Linked DNA regions of Homo sapiens: region 1 is linked to region 2. The links are chromatin contacts, found by Hi-C or POLR2A ChIA-PET in ENCODE. All regions are on one chromosome and are shown on one strand. Each heading gives the region's core, a stretch centred on a gene start or an enhancer-like site at or near the end of the contact. The rest is flanking DNA. Distances are from core to core; before and after follow the strand shown.

What was found. Hi-C counts contacts between places; a loop is a spot of excess contacts on that map. ChIA-PET counts read pairs that join two places held with the same protein, here RNA polymerase II (POLR2A). Pooled maps may share reads with other maps.
Region 1: a loop to region 2 is called in a map of B cell, with 15 times the contacts of the local background. The contact joins the promoter of CERS6 here to the promoter of TTC21B in region 2. A Hi-C loop is called at or near these places in 2 of 168 maps with a recorded cell type or tissue (B cell and ascending aorta) and 7 of 50 pooled maps. POLR2A ChIA-PET finds 5 or more read pairs at or near these places in 1 of 52 experiments (activated CD4-positive, alpha-beta T cell).

What each region holds. Positions count from the first base shown.
Region 1 is chr2:168,454,841-168,458,952 of GRCh38, forward strand. It overlaps CERS6 (ceramide synthase 6), which reads left to right and starts at 1,432. Exons shown (of 10, transcript NM_203463.3): 1 at 1,432-1,778. The coding sequence starts at 1,609. LOC102724081 (a long non-coding RNA gene) reads right to left here. Exons shown (of 4, transcript XR_002959433.2): 1 at 2,191-4,112. RefSeq lists silencers at 1,024-1,243, 1,274-1,363, 1,484-1,613, 2,064-2,123.
Region 2 is chr2:165,950,721-165,955,134 of GRCh38, forward strand. It overlaps TTC21B (tetratricopeptide repeat domain 21B), which reads right to left and starts at 3,056. Exons shown (of 29, transcript NM_024753.5): 1 at 2,965-3,056. The coding sequence starts at 2,985. RefSeq lists a silencer at 2,907-3,306 and an enhancer at 3,071-3,820.

The DNA of each region.
Region 1 (4,112 bases), core at 182-2,681, 2.5 Mb after region 2:
TGGACTTCCCTGCCTCCAGAACCGTGAGGAATAAATTCTGCTGTTTAAGCCACCTAGTCTAAGCAGCCTGGACTAAGATAAGAACTGACCTTTGTGTTTAGCAGCATGAAGATCACAGGTGACCTTGGGCAGTTTCAATGCAGCAGAGGAGACAAATGTCCAAATGGAAGTTCAAAAGAAAATGAGGGGAGAGAAATTGGAAGCACCAGTATAGGCCATTCTTCAGTTTCACTTTCAAGAGATAGAGTGGAAAGAGGGGAGGGAAGAGTAAAAGAAACTCCCTCTCTCTGTGTGTGTGTGTGTGTGTGTGTGTGCGGTTATATGCCCACTGGAAAGGTTTAGTATAGCCTACTGGCAGCACCAGGCAGAAAATGAATGTGAGAAAAATGAACAAAAATGCCCCAGAACCATGTATACATGGGCCATGGAATGAATTCACACATGGCTCCTGTATCAATGGGGAAATGCATTGCGGGAGGGAAGGTGCCTGGGTTAGGCCTCACAGGCCTAATGCCTTAAAGGTTTTAGATTCAAAAGGCAGAAATAATGAGCCTGCCGAGTAGCACAGTGGAGGTTCTCATGATGTGCCAGGTCAAAATGTGGTCTAGCAGCCTTTTCAGAGAGGTTAGTTGAGAGGGGTGGTTTTACAGAACGCTGCAGTTGCTATCATCATCATCATCATCATCATCATCGTCATCAAGTAGCAATTAATAATCAAATAGCAATTAAGTGCCTAATTTTTTGTACCACCTCATAAATCAATATAGGGGGGCTTGTTCCCTGGGGGAGCTACTTTGATGAGAAGCAGCAGTATAAAAGACCGGAAAGTCAAAGATTGGGGAAAGGCAGGCGTGGGGCAGAGGCAGAAGGCTCTTGCCAAACCATCCTGCCTCAGTTCCTGATTTTTCACCCTGCCTCTCCAAGCGCGGGAGTGGAGGATCCTTTCCCTCCCACTTCCTCCTTTGCTCTTTACCCCTCCCCCTCCCCCCCCCTTTTTTTTTTTTTGCTGTCCTCCTGGAGCAGGGCTGGTTCTGAAGCTTGGCGGCAGCCCCTACCTGCTGACCCACCGCCTCCGGGCGCACGGGAAGAGGACTGAGAGCCCTGAAACCCCAGCGGGGCAGGAGCCAGCATTCTGAGCATGTGCGAGCCAGCCAGGGGGCTAGGGCGGATTTGGGGGGTCGACTTTAGGTCGTCGCCCTAAGCGCAAAGCGAAAGAGCGGTGAGAGCAGGGGCGGGCGACACTCCCCGGAGCGGTGCCCCTGCGCCCAGGGCGCAGCGACTGCGCCCTGCCCTGCGGGTGTGGGCGAGTTGGCCGCGTGTGTGCCTCGCTGTTTGACGCGAAGACGAGCCAATCAGGGCGGGCGGCCCGAGCTGCCATGTGACGGGCAAGGCGGCCCCTTTCCCCAGCGCGGCCAGAGGGAGGAGAGAACCGGGGCTCGCCGCGAGCCTTCGAGAGCAGCGGCCGCGGAGGAGGCGGCGGCGGCGGGCGGGAGCAGCGGCGGCGGCGGCACAGGCTCGGGGCCAGCCGGGCGCGCATCCCCGGGCGCCCTGCGCGGTGGAGAGCTTGGCGGGCTGCGGGTGCCGCAGGACAGGAGTGGACAAAGCAAGATGGCAGGGATCTTAGCCTGGTTCTGGAACGAGAGGTTTTGGCTCCCGCACAATGTCACCTGGGCGGACCTGAAGAACACGGAGGAGGCCACCTTCCCGCAGGCTGAGGACCTCTATCTCGCTTTTCCCCTGGCCTTCTGTATCTTCATGGTGCGGCTCATCTTCGAGAGGTAAGAAGGGCTGAAGCCCCTCCTCCCCTCCCCCTGCGCACACACACGCGCGCACACACTCGCGCGCTCTCTGGCGCACGCCCCCGCGCCCCCAACGCTCGCGTTCACGCCTCCCAACCTTTGTGTTCGGGGAGGGGTTGCTGACCCCCCTGCCCCGCTGGCTTTCTGGGAGCCAGAAAGGGTCTGGCTTGCCACGGATTTCCTCCCGGGCGCCGGGGAGGAGCCGCGGAGCGTTAGGGTCGCCCCCTGCCCTCCTCCTGGGCCCTGCTCTCCTCCCGGCAAGGGCAGGCGAACAAAGGTGAGCGGTGGTCGGGCTCAGGACCCGCCGCATTCCGCGGGGCTCGCCCCTCTCCGCCGGCGCGCCACGCAAGGCTGCCAGGCAGGGCTTCCCGCCGGGGCCCGCGCCACCCACCTGACAGCCAGGAACGTTCCGGACGCGCGGCCCGGAGGGAGGAGGAACCGCGCACACTTCAATCTTTATGCTCCGGCACACGGATTGTAGGGGTTGTGCTTCAAAAGAATTCGCCAGGGACTTCCTGGCTTCTGGTCGCTGTTTGGTTTTTATCCGTGAAACTATCAGGCCCACAGTCCTGGCAAATAGGGGATAATAGCATTTCAGGTTATTAGCGGTTTCTTTAAAAGAGGATGTGACAGGACGGGTCCACATCCTGCAAAATGGTGATATTAAACTGATAACCCTGTCCTGTGAATAATCATAAACTTCTTTTTTGGTACTCGAAGGCACTTAAAATTTTGAGGAATTGTCATGCAATTGTATAGTTCCTCGGTTTGGTTGGATATCTCCATTGTGTCACATACAAACTTGTGTTATTCTCATGGAATTCGTTTTCGTCGCGAAACTAGATTGTGCCTGCCATGCATTCTCTGGGTGCTACTGAAAGAAAACCAGGACAGCAGCACACTTTTTTTTTCGTAACAGAAAATATTATCTTCCCCTTTCTTGTACCCTCCCCTTCCTCTGCCCAATTCATCAGTAAAGGCTGAATTTCTTAGATCACAAAGTAGAGTTTAGATTGCATTTCTCGCTTCCACTCCGCCTTTCTTCCCCGCCTTCAACTCACCTTGGTTTTGTTTCTTAAGCTTTTGCTGGTACCTCATTTGCTGTTCCTCTTTGCCTGAAAACGACTGTTGAGGGTGGCAGAACGCGTCTTTTGAGTCATTTGCTGCTGGACGAGGCAACAAAGCTTCATGGGGACAAAAAGTATCTTTTGTCTCAGGAAGGTATATTTTTCACCGGACAGTATTGTTGCTTGAAAACGAAGTCAGCTGTTCGCCTGCAGAAATTGACATGCACAAAGCAACAGACTTTAAGACCTATGTTTAAATTATTGGAATCTAATACAGATGTGTCATTGATCCTATACAAAAAAGGATCAAAAAAGTCACAGCAGTGCTGTGAAAAAATGGGTGTGTTTGCAGGTGTAGAGTTACCTCTAGAGCAAATGTTTGGTTACAGAAAATATGAACTCTATACAGTTTTGCAGGCTCTCCAAAAACAAGCAGACTCAGGGATAGCAGGTTTGCTCTATGTTGGCACATAGTAGGGGATCTACACACAATTGCTGAATTATGATAAATTGTGTCTGATAAATTCTGGCTGGGCTCACTTTTAGATAGATAATGCATTTGAAAGAGATGTGCAGTCTTATGTGTTGGAGAACAAAAGCATGATCTGTGCACAAACAGCCGAATTTTCCTGACATCCTCCTTCTCTATGCTGATTCCAGGCTGTTCACTGTGTTTAAAAAAATTAAGTTGTTAGAATGGAGATGGCTTTGTACTTAGATTGTCTCTGCCTCTAAAAAGATAAACACTAATGTGATAGTTGAAAACTGGAAGTTCATTTTTCCTCTTTCTAAACATTTTTTATTTTCTTTCTTTTTTTCCATAATCCCATGACTCGACTTAGAGTTTACATAGAGGGGTGAGCTGCTTTCAATTGTCAGTCACAGCAAATGTCCTCATATTGATATAAAGTGAGTTGGTCAGTTTCCTTCAGGCCATTGATCTAAGTAGAAGAGATTTAATGGCCTGTATGGAAAGTGAAAGTTTATGGTTAATGTTCAGAATAATAATCCAATATGGCACATATGTCACAGAATGCTACTGACTTTTGGAAGACTATCTACTTTGTTTCTTCCTATGATAGCTCTGTCTTTAACCATTCAGACCTTCTCAATTCTCTGAAAATCCACAATTTAGTTGTATCTAGAGTTAGAAGTTCTGCATGTTTCTCCTCTTCTCAAACCTAAATGACATATTCTGGGATCCAACCTGTGACCTTCATCTCAGTAGCATCCATCAAGGGCCTGA
Region 2 (4,414 bases), core at 1,806-4,305:
CTGCCTCAGCCTCCTGATCTGGGACTATAGGCACACCCCACCGCACCTGGCTAATTTTTGTATTTTTAAGTAGAGATGGGGCTCCCCATGTTGGCCAGGCTGGTCTTGAACTCTTGACTTCAAGTGATCCACCCGCCTGGGCCTCCCAAAGTGCTGAGATTACAGGCGTGAGCCACCACGCCCGTCCGACAGCTCTGTTTTATATAGTCTCTTGCTTCTGGAGGGCTATAGTCCATGTACTTCTCTAGATCAGTTAGGCGACTGTTCTCTGTAATTTTACTCTGCCTCCCTCCTTGTGATCACTGCTCCCTAACCTCCTTTTTAGCCATGTTTCTTAAAAGTGTGCTCCATACCCCATCTCCAGACCCCCACAACACATTTCAGTGAAACACAGTTTTCCTCCAATGCTCCATTCCCTAAAGTTGCAGAATGACTTCTTACTTTGCCACAACTAAGGACACGTTTAATACCTTACTTGACTTCTGCACACTATCACTAAGCATCTATAATCCTCCTGAAAGGCAGTGGCATAGCACCATAAAAAGGACGCGAATTTAAAGGCAAAAAGAATCTCTGGTCCTTCTTACAACGCCTCAGTCTGCTCATTTATAAAATGCTGTTAGTAATGCAAATGTACAGGTCACTGTGAGAATTAATTAAGATATCATAGTATAAGAGTTCTATTCTGAAAAAAATAAGTTCCTCTGCATCCCATATGTTAATGGAATAAAAAAAAAATGTGTCCTGCGCCAAGACCTCTTGTCTATGTTCCAGATTCATATTTCCATTTTCCACCTGCTACCCTGCTACTCATGAATCCTCCCTTCCTATTTGCCCAGTCTCTCTAAGTCTAACCACTTAGTAGGTTCTTCTATTTCTCCAGTCTACCTCCCACTAAACATACCTAATGCTACTGCCTTGGTTCAGGTTAGGTTATTCAATCCAAAACATTTACTGACTGCCTACTAGTACCCAGGCACTGGGCTAGCTACTATGAATAGAAAAATGAGTAAGACATGGTTCCTGTCCCCCCGGAAAACCTACATTTTTCAGATGAGACTGTAATCTGAAGACTAACTGAAATATAATGTAGTAAATGTAAGAAAAGAGCTTATAAACTCCTTTGGGAATGTGGGATAGCAACATTTTGACAGCATTGAAAACTGAATGTGGTGTGAGGGGAGGATGGATGACTAAAATCAAGGGAAAGATTATTGGGGAGGATTTCAGAGCTGACTCTTGAATTGCAAACCCCTCATTCTCCCTCCACACACGTACACGCTCTTCCTATTTCCTTTTCATGATTCTTGAGGAAGGTACAGGAGTTAGGAAGAGGAACTGCAACAACACAGATAACAAGTCATCAATGGTACATTGGGATGGCAGTGGTGATGAAGATGACTAAAAGCCACTCCATACTCTAGAGCAGGGTTTGGCAAACCACACTCTGTGGGCCATATCTGGCTGGCTGGCTGTACAGCCAGTGAACTAAGAATGGTTTTTATATTTTCCAGCTGTCAAGGAAAAAAAAGAAATATTTCATAACATGAAAATTACATGAAAGTCAAATTTCAGTGTTCATAAATAAAGTTTTATTGAAACACAGCCATGCTCATTTAAGTATTGTCTATGGCTGTTTTGAACAAGCCAATTAGATGTGATAGACCATACGGTCCATAAAGTCTAAAATGTGTACTATCTGGCCCTTTGTTGAGAAAGTTTGCTATTCTCTGCTCTGGAGGCTTAAGTGAGACAGAGAGTATTGGATGATGAGGTTGGAGACGAAGGTGGGGTGAAAAGCCTCATATTAAGTACTTGGACTTGAACCTCAAGTCTAAGTAATGAGGAGGCCCATTTTTACATTTTACATTAAAGTGTTTTTATTAAAATGTTCATTTGGGTGGCAGTGCAAATAATACATTTAAGGGAATAAAAAAATGTAAGGATATAGGGGGATAGCTAGAACAGAGGATAATGTAAAACTTCAGGCAGAAAAACAAGACATTTCAGCATTCCCTAACCTCCTACATCGCCAAATTGTCCTCCATCCACTTATCACCATCTCACAGGATACACATTTCATTTACCTACTTGTTGTCTGACTCCTCCTACTCAAATGTAAGCTCCAAGATTGGAAGAGTTTTTCTTGGTTTTATTATTTCAGTGCTTAGAACAGTGCTAGACACATAGGAGGCATTCAGTAAATATTTGTTGAGTCAACTGAATTAGGGTTTTTCCCCAGCATTAATTAGCCTGTAAAATCTGAGAAGGCAGAAACTGTTCAGTTTTGCTCACTGCTATCTCCAGCTTCTAATGGACATACAGTAACCCTTCATAAATATTTGCTGAACGAGTGATTCAGTGAACAAATGAATAGAGAAGACCAACATCCGAAAAGTTATTTTATTTTCAAGCCTCATGTCTTTAACTGTTTTATATCAGCCTTTCTTAAGTTGACCGTCATTAATATTTGCTGAATGAATGAGTCAGTGATAAACAGAGAAGACCATCACCCTAAAATAACGACCCCTCCACTTTTAAGTCTTACGTCTTTAATGGGTTTCATATAATCTTTCTGCGCTCTTTTTACTGTCCAGTGTGGGAGCTGACACTAGTTTGCCTTAAGTCCTTAAAAATCGCACCCGGAGGCGCAGTGTCATAGGTAACCCAAGCTTTCCTAGTAAACATGATACAAAAGTAAACACAACCAACAGCATGGGGACCAGCAATTCAGAAACACCGAGCGGGCGGGCTGCCCAGACCTGGGCTTCCCCAGCAGGGCCCGCGGAGACCGGCCGTGAGCAGAGGCTGCAGGCCCACCCCGCAACCCGAGCAGCCGGGGCACCGCAGGGAAACAGCGGCCTAGCGAAGCCACCCGAGCTCCCTCCGCGCCCCCGGGCCAAAAGGCCGCAAAGGAACTCCGCCCGCCCGCCCGCTCACCCGCTCACCCGCTCACCCGCTCACCTTCAATTCCTGCGAGTCCATGGCTGCCCCGAGGCCGGGCCGCGGGGCTCTGGGGATTGTCTCGCCGCAGCCTAAAGGAAGACGCAGAATTCAGCTCCCCTAGCCTCCCGGAGCGCTCTAGCGCCCCGGGCCCCAGCGGGAGGGGCGGGGTCGCGCCGCGATTGGCTGTCGGAGGGAGAGGCGGGCCTGTGTGGCGGGGATCGTGCTGTAATGGAGCAGGGGCGGCGGGGACCCGGAGGTGAGGGCTGCGAGGGCCGCCCGGGAGGGTCCGGGCTGGGAAAAGGGCCTCCGCCGGAGAGTGCAGCTGGAAAAGGAGGTCACACTGGGAAACGGCTGTCTGAGGACAGTGGGTGGGCGGGCCGAGGAAATGGAATTCAGGAATAAAGGAAACGGAGTATGAAGAAGGGGAAGTCTGTTTCCTGTCACTGGTTGTAAAGGAAGACACCATTTTCTGCACGTTTGTCTGGAGGCGGATTCCCGCAGTGCGGCTCTCAGCAAGGCTCTGCCGGCGCGGGAAAAAGCGGTCAACTTTCACGTGGGCAAGTTGTTTTACGGCCACAAGGTGGCGCAGAAAAAAAAAATCACACGTTCTTAACAGAAATACGGTGCGCTTGGGCCCGTCTTTGCAGGCGTTGCTGCAATCTTTGTTAGAATGTGTGTTCAATTAGCCCTTTTTTACCAGCCCCGATAATAAGAGGGACAAATAAATTAAACTTCCAGAAAATTAGTGTCTTGTTTTCAATGATACTACTGATTTTAAACTGAGAATAAAATGAATCCCAATGCAAATTTTTATGTTTGCACCCCATTAGGCAACTCAATCAGTCACACATAGATTTCTTAAGTCCAGGAAATTAAATGGAAATATAATAGACTAAGATTTTCTATTTCTGCTTAAATAAATATTTAAAATAGTGCATAAGGTCTGAGATTTAAGTGATCTTTGCAGAATCTTTCACGTGGATTCCAAATTTTGATCCTAGTGTTAATTATCTTACTTTAGTTGACATGATACGTAGTTGCCTTTTCCAGATTTTAAGTTTCTTAAGGAGTTTATAAACATTGACTTTTTCCCCATGCCAATAGGTTATGTAAGGACAGTCTTGAGAAAAACGGTAGCTACCATCCTAGGCTTTAAGGTGAAGCAATATTTCTCACCGGTTTCTCTTTAAAGGAATTCACCACGTATTTTCACGAGCAACTTTTTTTTCTTTCCAATATTTATAGTCCAGCTAAATGTCTGTGGTGATGAACAACTGGTGATATCTCTTTGATTTTCAAAGCTGCGGATTAATCCGCACTTGGTATACAGCAAAGAATACCACAGGACCAGGGTGCTCAATGAAGTGTATAATCTTGAACTGTAAACCTTTGGTTATAAGAGAAAAGTTCATCTGTAAGGAAATATCTCAGGATCATGGTTAACAGAACAGATGATCAACCTACCTTT